Linked DNA regions of Mus musculus: region 1 is linked to region 2. A link is a loop called in an ENCODE intact Hi-C map of the cell type or tissue named here. Cell type or tissue: left cerebral cortex. All regions are shown on one strand. Each heading gives the region's core, and the rest is flanking DNA. Links, peaks and the distances in the headings are about the cores only. Region 1 has its middle 120 kb from the start of Gm25125. Region 2 has its middle 76 kb from the start of Ibtk.

Region 1 (8,336 bases), core at 238-8,237, 76 kb after region 2:
TCCTTCTATCTTCTCTTGCAAAACCTCAGAGTATCTGTGACTATAACACTTTCATGCAGCCTAGATACACCAGGGCTGATGGAGAATTGGCTTATGAGATACACCTGACACATTTGCCTGTTTAGATCTCCAGGGTCCCACTTGGCTCCTTTCCCTGGTCACTTCCCTCTTGCTCAGGACCCAGGGATGGCTGAGTTTGTAGTTCCTGCTTTGAGGATGCCGTTTCCCCACCCTCAGGTCTTCAGTGAACATTCCATCCTGTGGAAGCTGCTGGAAAGAGGTGACTAGATAATGTTTCATTCTCATCAAAGAGCAATATTACTCTTTGCCTCTAGGATCCAGCCTCTGCATAAATGAAAGGTTTCCTCCCAGTGAGGAGTTAATAGGTGTTATTGAAGCAAGGTTTGCAAATTCTCTTTGGCTGCCTCAACACAATATGGTCCTTAACAAAAACAAACAAACAAAAAAAAATCACAAACATGGAATTATTTCTCTTTGAGGAAAAACAGACCATTAGGGCAACAATAGCTCAGCATGCCACAAGACACCTTCCCATGGATATTCCTTTTGTGAAAGACAAGTCTGCCACTTGAACTTGTCCAAACTTCTCTATTAGGCAAATGAGTCCTTTCGCTTTTAAAATAATCCACCTCATATGTCTTTGTTGGTAAAGCTGCACCACAGGCTTCCCTGTTCTGTTACCAAGAAAGGATTATTTGAAATAGTGTCGTGCAGTTCATTAAAATGCTTCCACTGATATCTCCCTCCACTGCAGTCTAAATAGCCCAGTACTCCACAGAGGCTATCAAGTTCAAAATTAAAAGGAAACATAGCTGAGAACACTGGACAAACAACAACAACAAAATGAAGACATAAGGAGTAAGACTGCTGGGGGAGCCTACAGAGGACTGGTTGCTAGCCCACTGCACATGCAAGTTAGGAAGATCTCTGTGGTAGTTGATTTTAAGTAAATGTGATCTAAAGCCAGTATTAAAGCTTGAGATTTCAGAAACGGGAAGGGGGAGGGGAAGGGGGCTTTGATGTGGTGGGGAGGTGGTTGCACTTGTGATCCCTAGGAAATGTTCAGAAGCAGATGGGTACAGTGTCCAGAGAATTAGGCCACAGAGGTTAGTGTCTCACAAAGGAGGTCCCATTGGTTAGAAGAACTAATCTTTGTTTTTGGTACGAGCTAAGACACTTACTAGGTTTCAGATCTTGGATGGGAAAAAAGTAGTCAGAAAGCTGGGGCAAGTTCCTAGTCTTATGAGTTATAGGAATATAATGTGGCTCAGAAGGCCGTAGTTCAAGAAGCTCACAGGAACCCTGCATTCCTCTTCATCTTCATTTAACCACAGATAAAGCTGAGTTTGAACCCTTAGCAGCTCTTGGTAGTGTGTATGTTGCTTTATTATTTTGTCACAGAGGAGTCAAGAAGTGACTGGGGCTTATAGGAACTGTCTTATTTGGGGTTTCTGTTGCTGCAATAAAACATCATGAACAAAAAGCAAGCTGGGGAAGAAAGGGAAGGCTCACACTTCCACATTGCTGTTCATCATGAATGAGGTCAAGACAGGAACTCAAACAGGGCAGAATCCTGAAGGCAGGAGCTGCTGGAGAGGTTATGGAGGGCTCCTCTTTTCTGGTTTACTTCACATGGCTTGCTCATCCTGTTTTTTGTTTGTTTTTGTTTTTGTTTTTAAATAGAATCCAGGACAACAAGCCCAGGGATGTCATCAACCAACCTCAACCAACATCACCAACAATGGCCTGGACTCTCCCCATCACTAACTAATTAAGAAAATGCTTTACAGCTGAATCTTATGCAGGCATTTTCTCAGTTGAGGTTTCCGCCTATCATATAACTCTAGTTTGTATCAAGTTGATACAAGAATAGCCAGCATAGTTACCAAAAACACTAGCAAGGACACCTGAACACACACACACACACACACACACACACACACACACACACACACACACACACACACACACACACACACTTGCTTTGAAAAGGCACACTATAAGTTACTGACAGTGATTATAATAATATTGTAGCTTTAAACTTATTTTTGACCCTCTTCATGTCCTGTGGGGTGTGTGTGTGTGTGTGTGTGTGTGTGTGTGTGTGTGTGTGTGTGTGTGAGAGAGAGAGAGAGAGAGAGAGAGAGAGAGAGAGAGAGAGAGAGAGATGTATACCACAGCATGCAACATGCACAATGAAGACATTGGTTCTTGCCTTCAAAGTCTCTCATTCCTGCTGCTTATGCTGGGCTAGCTGATCTGTGAGCTTCCAGTTAGTCTCCTGTCTCCACCTCCCAGTTCAACACAGGAGAGCTGGAACCACAGAGGTGAACTACATCATTTGGCTTTACATGGGGATCCAAGCTCACATCCTCATGCTTTTGTGGCAAGCTTTTTCACCCAACGAACCATCCCACCAGCCCTGTTCTCTTTTTCAATCATACAAATAGATCAACACAAAGTGAGGTATTATAAGTTTTTAAGTTATGTAAAAGTACATGCTTACTTTAATTGAACTTAAACTTGAAGTAGGCTTAAGCTATGTTTCAAAAAGAATAAAGACATAAGGAGGGTAATCATTATCTTCGTCATCATCATCTAATCATAAACACTCAACTACCTCCAAACCTTCTCTTTCTAACCTTGCAGGGTCAGAGGAATAGTGAGAGATTTTTGTTTTTTGTTTTTTTTTTCTTTTTTTAAACACCTCAGGCTATTGATTGCTCTCCACAAACTGACAATAAGACCTTAATGCTGAAAACAGCACTTACATTCCCACTGAACACAAGAAGAAGAGAAGTCAAGATGGTGCCTAACTAGACACTTTACACATACCTACTAGTGTTTGTGGTACTAGAAAGGACTGTACATACTAACAAAGAAGGAAGTTAACTACCAGCCCAGCTACAAACAGTGAGAGATTTTTGATCTCTACTTCTAAGGAACATTTTATATATTTTTTCTATTTAAATATTATTTTAAGTAGTCAACTTACAGAAATTATATATATCTTAGCAATATAATAATCTACTACTTAGTATACACCAGGCTATTTTTATTCACTTATTTGTAATCCCAAGACAGCAGAGAGTTGACCCCTCCCCTCCGGGGTCAGGAGGAAAATTCCTTCTATTCTTAATTGTGTTAGCAGTGCAGAGTTCAATTACAGAAATGCCATTAATTGCTCATAATTGTGCCTTCTCACACAACTCAGGGCTTTGGACAGTACCAGTATAGCCCTGTGTATCTTCCTTAGCTCATTGTAAAGTTGACAGCTTATTTTATCAGCTAGCTGCTTCAAAGAAGAGAGAAACATGCCAGCCTTTATATGATTAAATATATCTCTAGGGAATTTGGTCAATCAGAGTCTAGATGTTCTAGAGTCTAGATTGTTTACCTGGTAGGACCCAAGTAGGACAATGCTAGGATTTAAAAATGGAGTTAATTTAAAAAGACCCAGGAGCCAGCTGGAGGTAAACCCTGGACAATGGAGATGCCAGCAGATTATATCTCATGAAATGAAGTAAGGCTCTAGCAGTTCATATTGAGAACATCTGGATGGATAAATTGGCAGGAAAGGGCAACTCTGTCATGTCTGCTGTAGAAATACCAGCGGTGCCGTCAGCCCCAAGAACATGTTCCAGGAAGATGATTGGATTGTAATGAGTCTCTACATTCCATCAGGACCTTACTCAGTGCCATTCCCTTACTGTCCCATCTATGCCAACCTCCCATTCGATCACAAAACAAGGGCACTCTAAATTCACTTTAACCAACCCAAAGTCACATGGACACACTGACTGCTGATAACCAACACTGGTTGGACCTGGAAATCGCCATCAGGGGGCAGTGTTTCACAGTGTCTGGTCCCACTTAGATTTGGGTTTAAGTATTCTGGCATGGGGTTTTTGGTTGATTGGTTGGTTTTTATATGGTATGGGTTTAAAAGACACTGGTCTTAAAAATCCAGAAAGCTGTCTTGGGCATATTTTTTTTTTAAAGCTTCCCACTTGTTTCTTTTGAATGTCTCAACTGAGATCTATAAGAATCAAGAGGGCAGATATTCCAGAACAGAAACAATAGTGTAAAGCGTCTTTAGTTGTCAAGATCCCATCTCTGTCCTACATGGGTGCACAGTTCCAAAATTGAGAGCAGAAATGGAGGTTTGAAGTCAGTGAGTCATTCAGGCTGCTTCTGGGGACAACTAAACACTGTTAGGATGACACACTTTTGTGAGGATTTTGTGGTGTTCTTTCCATCCCCTCTCAGAGGTCAGTGACTGAGAACTCTACAGAGAGACATCAACGTGATCTTTGTCTTCTTAGCAGTAACAAGGCCACTTAATTAACAGGCATAGGAGTAAGGGCAGGAGGAAGGGTGGGAAGAGGAGAGGCAGAGAGAGAAAGTGAAGTTACTTTGTGACTTCCTGTCCCTTGTTGACTATGGAACTGGCTTTTATACTCCTGAGTTTGGGCTCACCATGTCCCTCATACCTCTTTTAATCCAGCACACCAAAGGCTGAGACCCACCAGAAACCTCATGTTCATTGTCATAGGTGATGAGAAGACAGCTTTCTGGATTTTTAAATCCAGTGTCTTTTAAACCCATACTATAAAAACCAACCAATCAACCAAAAACCCCAAACCAAAAAAAAAAAAAAAAAAAAAGAAAAAAAAAAACCCAACGTCTCCCACCCCAAAGAAAACCCCAAACCCAACACTCTCAATCTGGTCATTGTGAACTGTCACCAGGGAACTTGCTGTGGGTGGCTTCAGATGCTGGAAGGGAAAGACCTCAGTAATGTCATCGGTGAAAAGTGAGCTAACTTCCTGTACCTGCGTGGCCAGTAGTAGTAGCAATTGTTAGGGGTCAACTCCTGGCTCCTGGAGCTCGGTTTCATTAGTATGTCTTCAGAACTGCTGGAGGAAGCACAGACAAAAGGGAATGCCAAAAAAGGCTTAAGTCTATTTAGAGTATAAAATATGACTCACTGTTTAAAAAGAAGCACACTGACTGTATTCTGGAAGTGACTTTTTCAGTTTGCTTGTTATTTTCTATACCTGTTCCCAATTTGGATACCTTCCATTGCTTCTGTCTGTGTGTCTGTGTTGGAGAACTGTGTGGTCCTGTTGGCTGAGTTCTCTCACCCCCCATCCCCCCCCCCCCCAGCCTCTCCAGACAACTGGAGATTTCATTGATTGTGCATTGTCCTAAAGCTCTTGTGGAAAACATGCTGAGATTTAAGACAGGCTATGCTACTACTGCTCGTAGCGACTTTCTGTTCATGCCTTGTTTTCCCAACAGGACTTTAACCTTCACTAAACTCTGAACTTCAGAAGGAAAGGAATGGCATACGCTTTTGGGTCTTTCCCAGAGTCCAGAGCATGACTAAGGATATTCTAGTAAAGACTTTAGATAACTACCTACCATTGGGCCAGAGATTTTCCGTAACTCATTGTAACATTACTGTTAGGATCCCCAAGACAAAATGACAGTTACAGTCCAGGTAGGCTTATAAAGTCATATACCCACTTCTAAAAATGCTTTGACCTTTGCTTTTGAGATAGCAAGAATCCTTTTACTAAGTGGATTTTATGCCCTTTTCTAATTTATCATTTATATAACATTTGTAAGTTTTGAATATTTTAAACCATGAAAAATTTCAACAGATAAAAGGAAAATGGAAAGCTGGCTGTGGTGGCACACACCTTTAATCCCAGCACTTGGGAGGCAGAGGCAGGCAGATTTCTGAGTTCGAGGACAGCCTGGTCTACAGAGTGAGTTCCAGGACAGCCAGGACTACATAGAGAAACCTTGTCTCCAAAAACCAAAATAAAAAAAAAGGAAAATGGAAAGGAAACAAAAAAATCATAAGGGCAGATGGAAATGGTATTATTGTCTTTTGAATACAGGTGGAGGTGTGCTTAAGTTTGGCCGGGCACTCCTTGGTCTCTTTCCTTCATTGAGTCTGAGCCCAGATCTCTGTCTTGCTTGGTGTCCCACGTCCCTACCAAAGGTCAAGGCTGCTATTAAGTTGAATGGATATGTGGCATCAGGCACCCATAGCTCTTACGGTCTGATGAGTCACTCAGTCCCTGGTGGTCTGTCTAGTCATGATGTTCTATGACCTTATATAGCATCGCTCTGTGTGATTTTTAGAAGATGATTTGAATCCTTCTGTGAAGTTTCTTGCATGAGTCTTCCCAACTTATTAAAAACCTCAGAAGAAACGCTGGCCTATAATGCTGAGTAACCATGTCTGCCTTGCTAAGTGTGGCTCCTAACACAACAGAAAGACAAGCAAAGACTGGTGTTGAAAAGATAGCTCAGTGAGTAATTGGCTTGAATTTAAGCATGAGGACGTGATTGAGTTCAGATTCCTAGAACCTATGTAAAGAGTACATGGCAGCAAATGTTCTAAGCCAAGATGTGGGTAGCAAAGACAAGCAGATCCCAGAAGCTGCTGGCTAAGAAGCCCAGCCAAATGGTGAGCTTCAGTGACAGAGAAGGGACCCTGTCTTAAAAGCAAAGGTGGAGAGCAATCGAGGAAGATCTCTGTCCTCTGATCTCCACAAGCCCCTGCCCTCTGCCTCCTCCCCACAAAGAGGTTACTCTATATAGTAATGTATCCAAGTAGAGGAGTCTACATAGTACCAGGGGTTGTAAGTATTGGGTCATTATGGCAACTTGCTTCAATGCAGCAGGCATGAGCAAAGTGTCTCTAACTTGTAACTGGATCTGACTCAGAGGAGAGCTCACAGAGAATTGTGACAATTTTCATGTTGTATAAAACATCTTTGCAGCATTCCATGGTGTCTTCACGTACAGGGTTGTTGATCACTCTTTGTCCTGCCAGACATCTTCTTTCTGTACTATATAACTGGTGAAGCTTGAAAGGTAAGCTGTCACCAAGGAAACAGAGCTGACAGATGAAGTGCACAACTCACGCTGGCAGAGACAGACAGTGTGGGTGAGGCATGCTTACCTCCAAAGACAAGAGTGAGAGAGGGGAGACATTAAGACGGCCAGCTTTCACCCGGATATTTCCAATTAAATATATTTAAAATTTTCAAACAGTAGGCCAGTCAGAGGCAGGAATATTGTCTCAGTTCCTGCTGCTGACACACACCTAAAACGTGTTCTGTCTCTTTACCTCAATCAGAAACACTCTATTGTCCTCTTGAGAGGACGGCTTCTGGCAAAAAGGACATCCATTCCCACTCACTCTCAGCAAATTCTCCTTTCGATTGGCATTTTTGCTGTCTATGCTTACATTTCCATCATAGCCACTGATCACATTAAACTTAACTTAAAAAAATTAATTTTTTCATTAATTTATTTACTCACTTTACATCCCAATATCACCACCCCCTCCTCCCAGTCCCCCCTCACATAGGTCCCCTTCTCCTCTGAGAAGGGGGAACTTCCTTGGTTATCCCCGCACCCTGACATAGCAAGTTCCTACAGGACTATGTGCATCCTCTCCCATTGAGGCCAGACAAGGTAGACCAGTGAGGTGAACAGGATCCACAGACAGGACACACATTCAGGGACAACATTCCCTGCTCCAGTTGCTGGGAGACCCTCATGAAGACCAAGGTGCACATCTGCTACATATTTGCGGGGGCTGGGGCTAGGTCCAGCCCATATATGCTCTTTGGTTGGTGGTTCAGTCTCTGGGAGCCCCTAAGGGTCCAGGTTAACTTAACTTTTAAAAAGTGTGGCATCCAAAGGCTGAAAGTAATGAATAGCATTTAATACACATTAAATTACATATATTCTCTTTTATATATTTGATCTTACCATATGTGAATAGCAGTCCTAGGGAAGCAGTGTTACTAATCACACAGAAATGGAAATCTAACCTTTCAAGCCAATGACATCCTCTCAACAGAGCCCGTCAAGGGACTTTAGGCCTACAGGTTTGATTGAGCTCACTTCTGCCTTTGGTTTTCTTTGAACCTATATACAGCTTCCACTCTTTCTTCCGCACTCTGTTCCAGCCTCATTATAAAGTAGATGGCAATGGGAGAATAGTGACATCCTGCAAAGTCCCTAGTATGACAGCTGCTCACTCACAGCTGTGCCCACCACATCCCCTTCCTAGCACAGCAGCCAGTGCAGATAGTCACTCTGTCCTAATCTTGTCACCTTTGCTAAGTGAAGGCATCGCTGCAGAAAGCTCCCCTTCTCATTCCTCTTCATCAGCGTCATTTCCCCTTCTCTACTGGGAGAAGTGCCCTTATCTATGTAACTTACCAAAAATAGTTTTTGCTTTTTCTTGCTGCCTCCAGACTTACTGCATTTGAAATTTC
Region 2 (8,336 bases), core at 206-8,205:
TTGTTCGTTTGTTTTTAACTTGAGAGAGAATATATTTAAGAGTGGTGTCTAGTTTTTTGCTTGGCATTCATGGGCCCATTTCATGACCTGCCTACAAATCATTTATAGTAGCTCAGTGGCTGAGTATGCCTGGTCAGGCTGTGCTAGCCACGGCATGTTTTAGCTAAAGAGAACATAGGAGTTCTGTTTGCACTCTGGAAATCAACAAGAAATCCCACTCAGGCTGTTCTGAACAGTGAATAAAGGTTTGAAGGGTCTGGGGAAAGTGCTCATTGGTTAAGAGTGCTTGCTGCTTTTGAGGAAGCCTGGAGCTTGATTTCCAGTATCACAGCTGACTGCCTAGTGCCTCCAGCCCCAGGAGATTTGATGCCCTCGTTTGGCTTCCAAAGACATCCACACACAAGCAGACTACATACATATAAGTAAGAATAAAGTAAATCTAAAAAAAAAAAAAAGTGTCTAAAAACCAGACAGCTGATGCTTTGTTAACGAGTCTTCATTGAGATAAACTTCACTTGATTAAACCCACCTGGCAGACTGCTTACAATCAGCCGTTCAGTTCTTAGGATGGACAGTGTGCGACCCTTTGATTTGGTAACCTACCACCATCTTCGTTGTTCATAGAGGTGATTGCATGCCATAGGCGATTTTGTGCAGTTGATCTTGTGCCCCGATTGCCTTCCACTGCAAGGTAATGAAATACATAACAGCAAACAGCAGTTTGCCTTCACCAGAATGCACACATACTAGGTTTCAACAAATGCTTGACTGCTTCGGAAAGCGTCTTTAGATGGAAAAACCTACATCAAAAAGGGTCTGAGGAGGTGACGTGCTTCAGCAATACTTAACATGGCAGAAAAACATAGTGGAATCTCAGGAACACTAAAGTTCTTTGTTTTGGTAGTGAGGACTGGGTGTGGTTTTTTTTTTTTTTTTTTTTTTTGCTGTGTTAATTATGCCATAGCATTAATGCTGCAGTTTAAGAAGAGGACAACTTTGACACCTAAAGTGATCTCTGATGCAATACTTCAGGACCTCCTACCGAGAACCAGCATCCTCCTCTATGACTTTCTGGTACCTTCCATAAACTACCAAGTGGCAGCAGTGCTAGCTACCTACATACCATAGCCTCCTGTGCGAGAGTTTTGTTTTGTTTTGTTTTGTTTTCCTTAGAGGAACTATCTTCCCTTCTCTCCCTTTCTCTTTTTCCCTCCCCATCCTCAACTCCTATAGAAGGAGTTATAAAAATAGGTGATTCCATTTAGTAGGGGAAATCACATACTATTTCCAAGACTGAGGCATCCTGTGAGAAACAGAGTACTGGCTAGTTTTATGTCAACTTGACACAGGCTGGAGTTATCACAGAGAAAGGAGCTTCAGTTGAGGACATGCCTCCATGAGATCCAACTGTAAGGCATTTTCTCAGTTAGTGATCAAGGGGGAAAGGCCCCTTGTGGGTGGGACTATCTCTGGGCTGGTAGTCTTGGTTCTATAAGAGAGCAGGCTGAGCAAGCCAGGGGAAGCAAGCCAGTAAGGAACATCCCTCCATGGCCTCTGCATCAGCTCCTGCTTCCTGACCTGCTGAGTTTCCAGTCCTGAACTTCCTTGGTGATGAACAGCAGTATGGAAGTGTAAGCCGAATAAACCCTTTCCTCTCCAACTTACTTCTTGGTCATGATGTTTGTGCAGGAATAGAAACCCTGACTAAGACAAACAGATTTCATTAAAGAGTTTGTAGAAGATTTGGCAGTTTGACAAAAGTCCACTCAAACTGAAGAGCCCACGTGGCCTGAGTCATTTGGAGTCTCAATGATTTAAAGGCTCCTCTTCTTTGGACATAAAAGAACCAAAGACTTCTCCGTTCTTCTGAGGTGCCACTGATGGGGGCTCCTGGGGACCTGTGCACCGACTGTCTTAGAGAAGGGCTGTAGGAACTTGAGCTTGATCATCTGTGTTTTCTAAGCTCCAATGCAAAGCAAAAGGGAGGTCATTTAGACCTAAAAAATGGAGTGCTAACCCTCTTGCATTTGTAGACTCTTGTGAGCACAGAATCCGAGGTGTCCTTCCTGGCGTGCTAGAAATAGCATCCAATTCTTCGGCTATTTCGAGATGAAGTGAAAAAACGGTGGTAAGCAGCAGTATTGTCACCATGCAAACCCAGGACATATGGGAAACGTTAAAGATGTGGTTTGCCTGTGGGTTATAATGAATGTGAGCAAGATGCTCACTTACCAATTGCAAAGGGTGCTAATGTTTGGGCTTCTAACTGGAACTCTTCCTGGGACTTACTTTAACTTGCTTTCTAATTTCTTAAAATAGTTTTGGAGCCTATAGTTGAGATATGGGTAGTAATAGTCACAATACTGATTTTGCTTCTTAAAAATTGTATCAGGAAGTAAATTTGACTAACGCTGCAGAATTGAATAGGATAGACTCACGGCCCTTCAATACATTCCCATTGGATTTGGACTTGTGTGTATGTGCAGGACGGGTTTTCAATGTTTTCTGTTAATTTTTGTTAGGAAGGGCTATCACCTTATTTATACTCTTGCATAGTGAACCTCTAGAAAGGCAATTCTAGCCTCCCCTGTAGTCACTTAAGCTGTGATTCTGTGGGGACAATTATCATACCACATTTTGCTGTCCCTCTTTCCTTAAGGGATAACTGTGGGAGCCAGTATCTCTGGGACTTCTCATGAGTCAGTGAGCATTCACCTCTAGTGTGAGCTATTTGGAAGTGCTAGTGGGCCCCCACCCTCACCCTCCGGGATAGCACATGCTTATCACTAGCATCATAGATTTTTTTTTTCTTAAATTGAATATCTTTCTTTCTCTTTCCACCCCCATAGAAGGAGTTATAAAAATAGGTGATTCCATTTGGTAGGAGAATCACATACTATGTCCAAGACTGAGACATCCTGTGAGAAGCAGATTTCATTAAAGTGTCTGAAATGACAGGGATGGTTTAGATTTCGCATTGGAGAGGGAGTGAACACCGCCTCTAGGTATCAGACAAGTAAAATGATCCCAAATGTTTTATCCGATGCCAGATGAGCAGCCTGCTGGATAAATCATCCGCTGCATACACTCTGAGGGGTTACTGCAGTGGGCCCCGACTGCCTCGAAAAACGAGCAGCCATGGCAGTACCACCATCCCAGAAGGAGTATCTCCCTTACGCCTTGGCCCTCACAGCACTTCCTGTAGCATCCCTTCAGCTGCAGGCTCACTGGGATGCAGGCCAATAAACTGCCCACTGGGACCATGGTTCCCTGAGAGCTCTAACCCACTCATTCCTACTTATTTTCCTTGGGACCCGGTGAGTCATCTCTTGTGCCATTGTATGTTGGTCGTGTGATTCATTTCAGGCTTTTTTGCTCCCCCAGTCGCAGAGCAATGGCTCAGTGGAGGAACAGCATGCTCGTCTGTTAAATGTCAGGGTTCACAACATTGCACTTCGTCAGAGCCCCGAGCTTCCTTCGCTGGGGATTAGCGTAGTTAAATAAGAAGATGACAAAAGAAATTGCTTTTGTGTGGGTGAGACTATCCAGGCCTCTCGGGCCTCCCAGGCACTTATTTTTAAGACAATAACTTTCAGAGCTCTTTATGGTGATGACATTGTCAGCCTTTATGATTTCATTCCCTTTGGTTTTTATCAAGAGACATATGTGCCTCAAATGCCTAGCGTGAAATCAGCATCCGCTTAGCACGTCCTCAGAACAAATGTGATTAGTAGATTTTCCCATTTCCTGATAGCCACCTTTCCCCTCCCTTCCTTTCCCCTCCCTTCCCGTCGTCCCTTTCCATCCCTACCCATTTCTTTCCCTTTCCTTCCCCACCTTCTCCTCCCTTCCTCTCCTTCATCTTCCTTCGATTTTCTTCCTTTTCTTTTTTCTTTGTACATTTTGGAGCTAGCAAATTGCTTCTCCTTGTGTGCTCTTTAAAATTTATGGCAAAATAGTTTTTCCACAAGAAGTATTGCTAGTTCCATCAGAGAGAGAAGAAAAAAAAAATAACATAATTCCTCCAGTATGCTGAGGGATGGTGGAGTTTGTCTTCTCTGGAACTATTAAAGAAGCTATAATAGTGGTTGCTTCTATCCAAGGAGCAGAAAAAGACCAGAAATGTCTTATGGCTATTTCGGCTGGAGAGGATAACCATGGCTGCCTTCCTACCTTGGCCAGGATTCCTAATGGCCAGGCTGGCTGGGGTCCTCAGGTTCTGTTGAGTTTTCTCAGCAAAACAAAGAAAATATTTTTCCAGTTGCTTTATTTAATCACATGTATTTTTCAGAACAAATTTTAGTTAGTTTTTTGCTTTTTTTTTTAAAGCAGGGGTAAGATTCAACTTTTCCTGCATTAGGAAATAGATTATAAAATATGTTTCCGGGTCATAAAAACAAAAACAAAACAAAGAAACAACAAAAACCACCTCACTGTAGGATGCTGCTGAGGCCCAAGTGCCTGGAAAGTTTAGGGGAAATAGGGACAGGAGACAATTTCGTCTTGTCACCCCTCAGTCACCCAATGGACAGAAAGGCCTTGTTGTCTGCTCAACGGTCATCTTGAGTTCAGAAATGCTTCCACAGAGAGATCCTGCCTGAGCCGTCACTGCTGAGAGATGAGAGGCCATTCCTGCAGCTGCAGCCCAGAGAACCGGAGAAATGGCATGCTTTTCCTGTGTGTTTTAAATTAGCTTCGTCAAGCTGTAAATATTTTTAGTAAAGTAATTTCTAAAAAACGAAATATTTCTGTCTACACCAGAAGACCAAGTTGTGCAACACAAATTAATTTCTTATGGAGGCGCACACTGGGGAAAGGCATGGAGGTGTTTCTGATTCTGGCTAGCCAGATTAGCATCACTTAGAACTAGTGTTACTTGGTGTGCTGCTTAGGTTTGTGTGTGTGTGTGTGTGTGTGTGTGTGTGTCAACTTTACACAATCTGTAGTCATCTGGGAAGAGAAAACTTCACTGAGAACTGCCTCCATCAGATTATCCTGTAGGCAAGTCTGGGGCATTTACTTGATTAATGATGGATGTGGGAGGGCCCAGCCCACTGTGGGTGATGCCACTCCTGGACTCCTGGTCCTAACTTGTATACAAGTGTAGGTTATGGAAGTCACAGGAAGCAAGCCAAGAATCAGCTTTCCTCCATGGCCTCTGCTTGAGTGCCTGCCCTGTCAGTCTTCATGACAGACTTTAAGCTGTGAGATGTGAGGACTTCTTTTGTCTCCCAGGAGCGTTTGGTAATGGTGTTTACCACAGAAAAATAACTACCACACTTGCTCTGAGGATCTCTCAGGTGTGAAATTCAAATTCCTGTTCACTGAGTCTAATGATTTCTGTTGAACATAAGAGCCTCAGAGTGTCCACTCCTTAGGCAAGCATCCTTGTGAGCTGCAAGTCCGACTTACGCTGCCTCGTTTCAAGGCATTTTTTCTAAGTAGCATCATTTCTGTTTTCCTTTCATGTTTTGTGCCTCCATGCCCCTTGCTAACATCAATGGAAATGCTCTTCTCCCAAGAACCTTTTCTGAAGAGATCTAAGAAATACCTACTTATTCATCCCCACATCTTCTCTTTCAGCATGTAAACAACATGAGCTATGTCTATAGTCCACCATAGCATTCACTGGAGAGCCATCCAGTTGCTCTTAGAACATCAGACGGCTCCAAATAGCACTTGGGGTTAGAGTGTTATGAAGTTTGAGAGGGTGGAGATAAAAACCACAGCTGTTACAGGATGTTTAAATCTGTTTCTAGTTAGGGTGTGGCTCAGCCCTTAGCACACACCTTTAATCCCTTGGGCTGGAATACAGACACACCCTTAGCACTCATCTTTAATGACGAAGGTAAAGTTAGCTTGTAGAAGGAAGCACCCATTTTTGAAAGTGATGTCAAATTGAGGGGGAGACACAGGGATAAATCTGAAAAAGATTTGACAGCGTAGGATATGCTCAGCTCTCATGAGAAGAGAGAGGAAAAGGAGGCTACAGACAGTTCAGAAGAGAGCACAGCACAGGACTACTGTCAAGTTCATGGAGAACAGTGCAGTGGAGTTGAGAGGGAGAGTGGAGCAGCAGAGAGAGGGGGGAGGCAGCTTTACCTGGGGAGAGTTTTACAGAGATAGATTGAAGAGAGAACAAGCTAGACACAGGTAAAGACAGAACCAGCAAAAGAGTAAGTAGGAGCCAGAAGAAGATCAGAAAAGATTGCTGTCTCGAAAAACCAACCAAACAAACAAACAAAAAACCAACCAACCAACCAACCAACCAAAAAACACCAAAAAACGATTTCTAGAGTTAGTTTGAGGCCAAGCAGAGCAATTGAGGGGCCAAGAGAAAAGCCAGATTGAATGTGTCATCTGGGAGAGGAGTTTGAATCGGAACAGCTGAGGTTGAACAAGTCAGCCAGAGCCCAGAAAGAAGTAGAAGGGGTGCGCCTATTCAGCAGTAAGTCTCAGAGACTGAAAACATCCTAGGCTCTGTAAGATTGTATTGAGGCTACAAGCTGCCAAGAGCAGTCCTAGCTTAGCAGACTGAGGCAGTAGCCTCTGAGAAGACAATTACATCAGGCGAATAAAAGATACTTTTACACATAGCTTCCTTTCCTTCCCTTGAGTTTTCCTTTGACTTCTTTTTGTTGTTGTTGTTTTTGTGTTTTTGTTTGTTTGTTTTTGAGACAGAGTTTCTCTACATAACCCTGGTTGTTCCAGAACTCATTCGGTAGACCAGGTTGACCTTGAACCCAGAGTTCTGCCTGCCAATGCCTCTGGAGCAGTGGAATTAAAGACATGCACCGTCATGCCTGGCTTGACTTCTACTGTCTTAAGCGTGGACAAAGTAAGAAATGATGAAGGAAATATTAGCTAAAACAGGAGTTTTGAGATGAACAAACTTGAGGGAGAAAGATTGTTGTGAACTGAGGGTGTTTGTTTGTTTGCTTGCTTTAGAATTTGGGATTATTTTTAATGTTAAAACTGGAGTGTTTGTTAACCAGAATTCTGTTAATGCCTTTGCAGTGTTACCTGGTTATCATCCTTTATATCCACAGTCAAGACAACCAAATGTTATAGGGCTGATACTACTCATTAATCCTTGTTATCTGCTGGTCCCAATGTGTGGTAGGAAGGTTACAAGCAGGAACTGCTTACAGAAACATAAATTGTACCATATACAGATGACTACTGTTTTATTATTTGTTGTGTTGTTTCATGCATTATGATGGAGACAGCCAACAGAAAGTTTACGGTCCTGTCTTTTTAGTTCTAATGATTACAGAGAACACATGGCAGTAAAATTGGGGTGAACAAAGTGGGCTGGGTGTGGAAATTCAGAGTTAGCGTCAGGGCAATGAAATGTAGAAAGCTTGATAGATTTGGGAGAAAAAGCTTGACAGAAATACAAGTATGGCTTACTATGACAGTGAGGTTTCCCCTCTGGAAGCAAGGTGACCAGAAGTGGCAGTACATGTGATGAGTATATGCCAGCCCTGATGTTAGTGCTGGACCTGGGTCTGCACTTATATGGCTACCAACCACTGCACAATTAAAATGGCCCAAATCAGAACTTTCTAATTTCTATTTCTTATCCCACAAACATATCTCTTGACTACATTTCTCTTTCCCAATAATGACATTCATCCAAAGAAACTCAGTTTCTCAAAGAAAAAAAAAGAAAGGAAAAAAAAAAAAAAACCTCAGAGTAATTCTTAGTTCTTTTTTTATTTGCTACTTCTTCAACCACAATATATGTCAATCTACTTCCAAAATATATCCCAGCGACTCCGTTCTTTGTCTCCATTGCTACCATTTGTCTACCTCAAATAGAAGGTTAAGCCGATGTTTTAATGTTTTAATGACATAATCCTAATTCTCTGTTCTCTTTTGAGAACAAAAATAGGAAACGACCATCGTAATATGAGGCTGCGAGGCTTCCGGGCTCTGGGCATCTGACGATGCCTTAGTGCCTTCTGTTTTCCATCCCTGGAGCCTTGAAAGGCACAAAGCCCCTGAGAAATCTCTTCTTGACACAGGAAAGAGAGGAAAGTAAGATGCTTAGTGGCTTTGGATGTGATGGACTTTCTCCTTCCGTGCTGGTGGCAGGGCTTATGAGTTAGACTGAATGTTTATGGGTCTCTGGAGGAGTGTTCCTTATTTCTTCCCCATTTCTTCCCTCGACCTCTCATAAAACTATCTTTAAGCAGGAGACCTCAGAACACACATTCTATGGTACTGTCATTTGCCAGAGTGGGACTTCCACTTGAGAACACTTGTAGAGGGAAGAATACCAAAATAACACTTTCTCAGTCCCAGGGAATTCAGTTTAGAGATGATGAAAG

The links. A loop is a pair of places that touch in the nucleus more often than their neighbours do. Peaks named below come from ENCODE experiments on the same cell type or tissue, not always from the same donor. Only the 100,000 strongest peaks of a DNase experiment are listed, where the experiment ranks them.
Region 1: a loop joins it to region 2, with 2.1 times the contacts of the local background. A loop is called at or near these places in 3 of 42 quality-filtered maps.

Annotation. Positions count from the first base shown.
Region 1 is chr9:85,592,678-85,601,013 of GRCm38, reverse strand. No RefSeq gene overlaps it. Among named protein-coding and RNA genes, the nearest start is that of Gm25125, 120 kb to the right of the region's middle. In left cerebral cortex, for the core only: a CTCF peak has its summit at 3,855 (motif pointing right); DNase peaks (open chromatin) are centred at 3,853, 4,984 and 6,968.
Region 2 is chr9:85,669,145-85,677,480 of GRCm38, reverse strand. No RefSeq gene overlaps it. Among named protein-coding and RNA genes, the nearest start is that of Ibtk, 76 kb to the left of the region's middle. In left cerebral cortex, for the core only: no CTCF peak of the experiment used is centred there; DNase peaks (open chromatin) are centred at 2,120, 2,825 and 3,290; H3K27ac peaks cover 173 bases.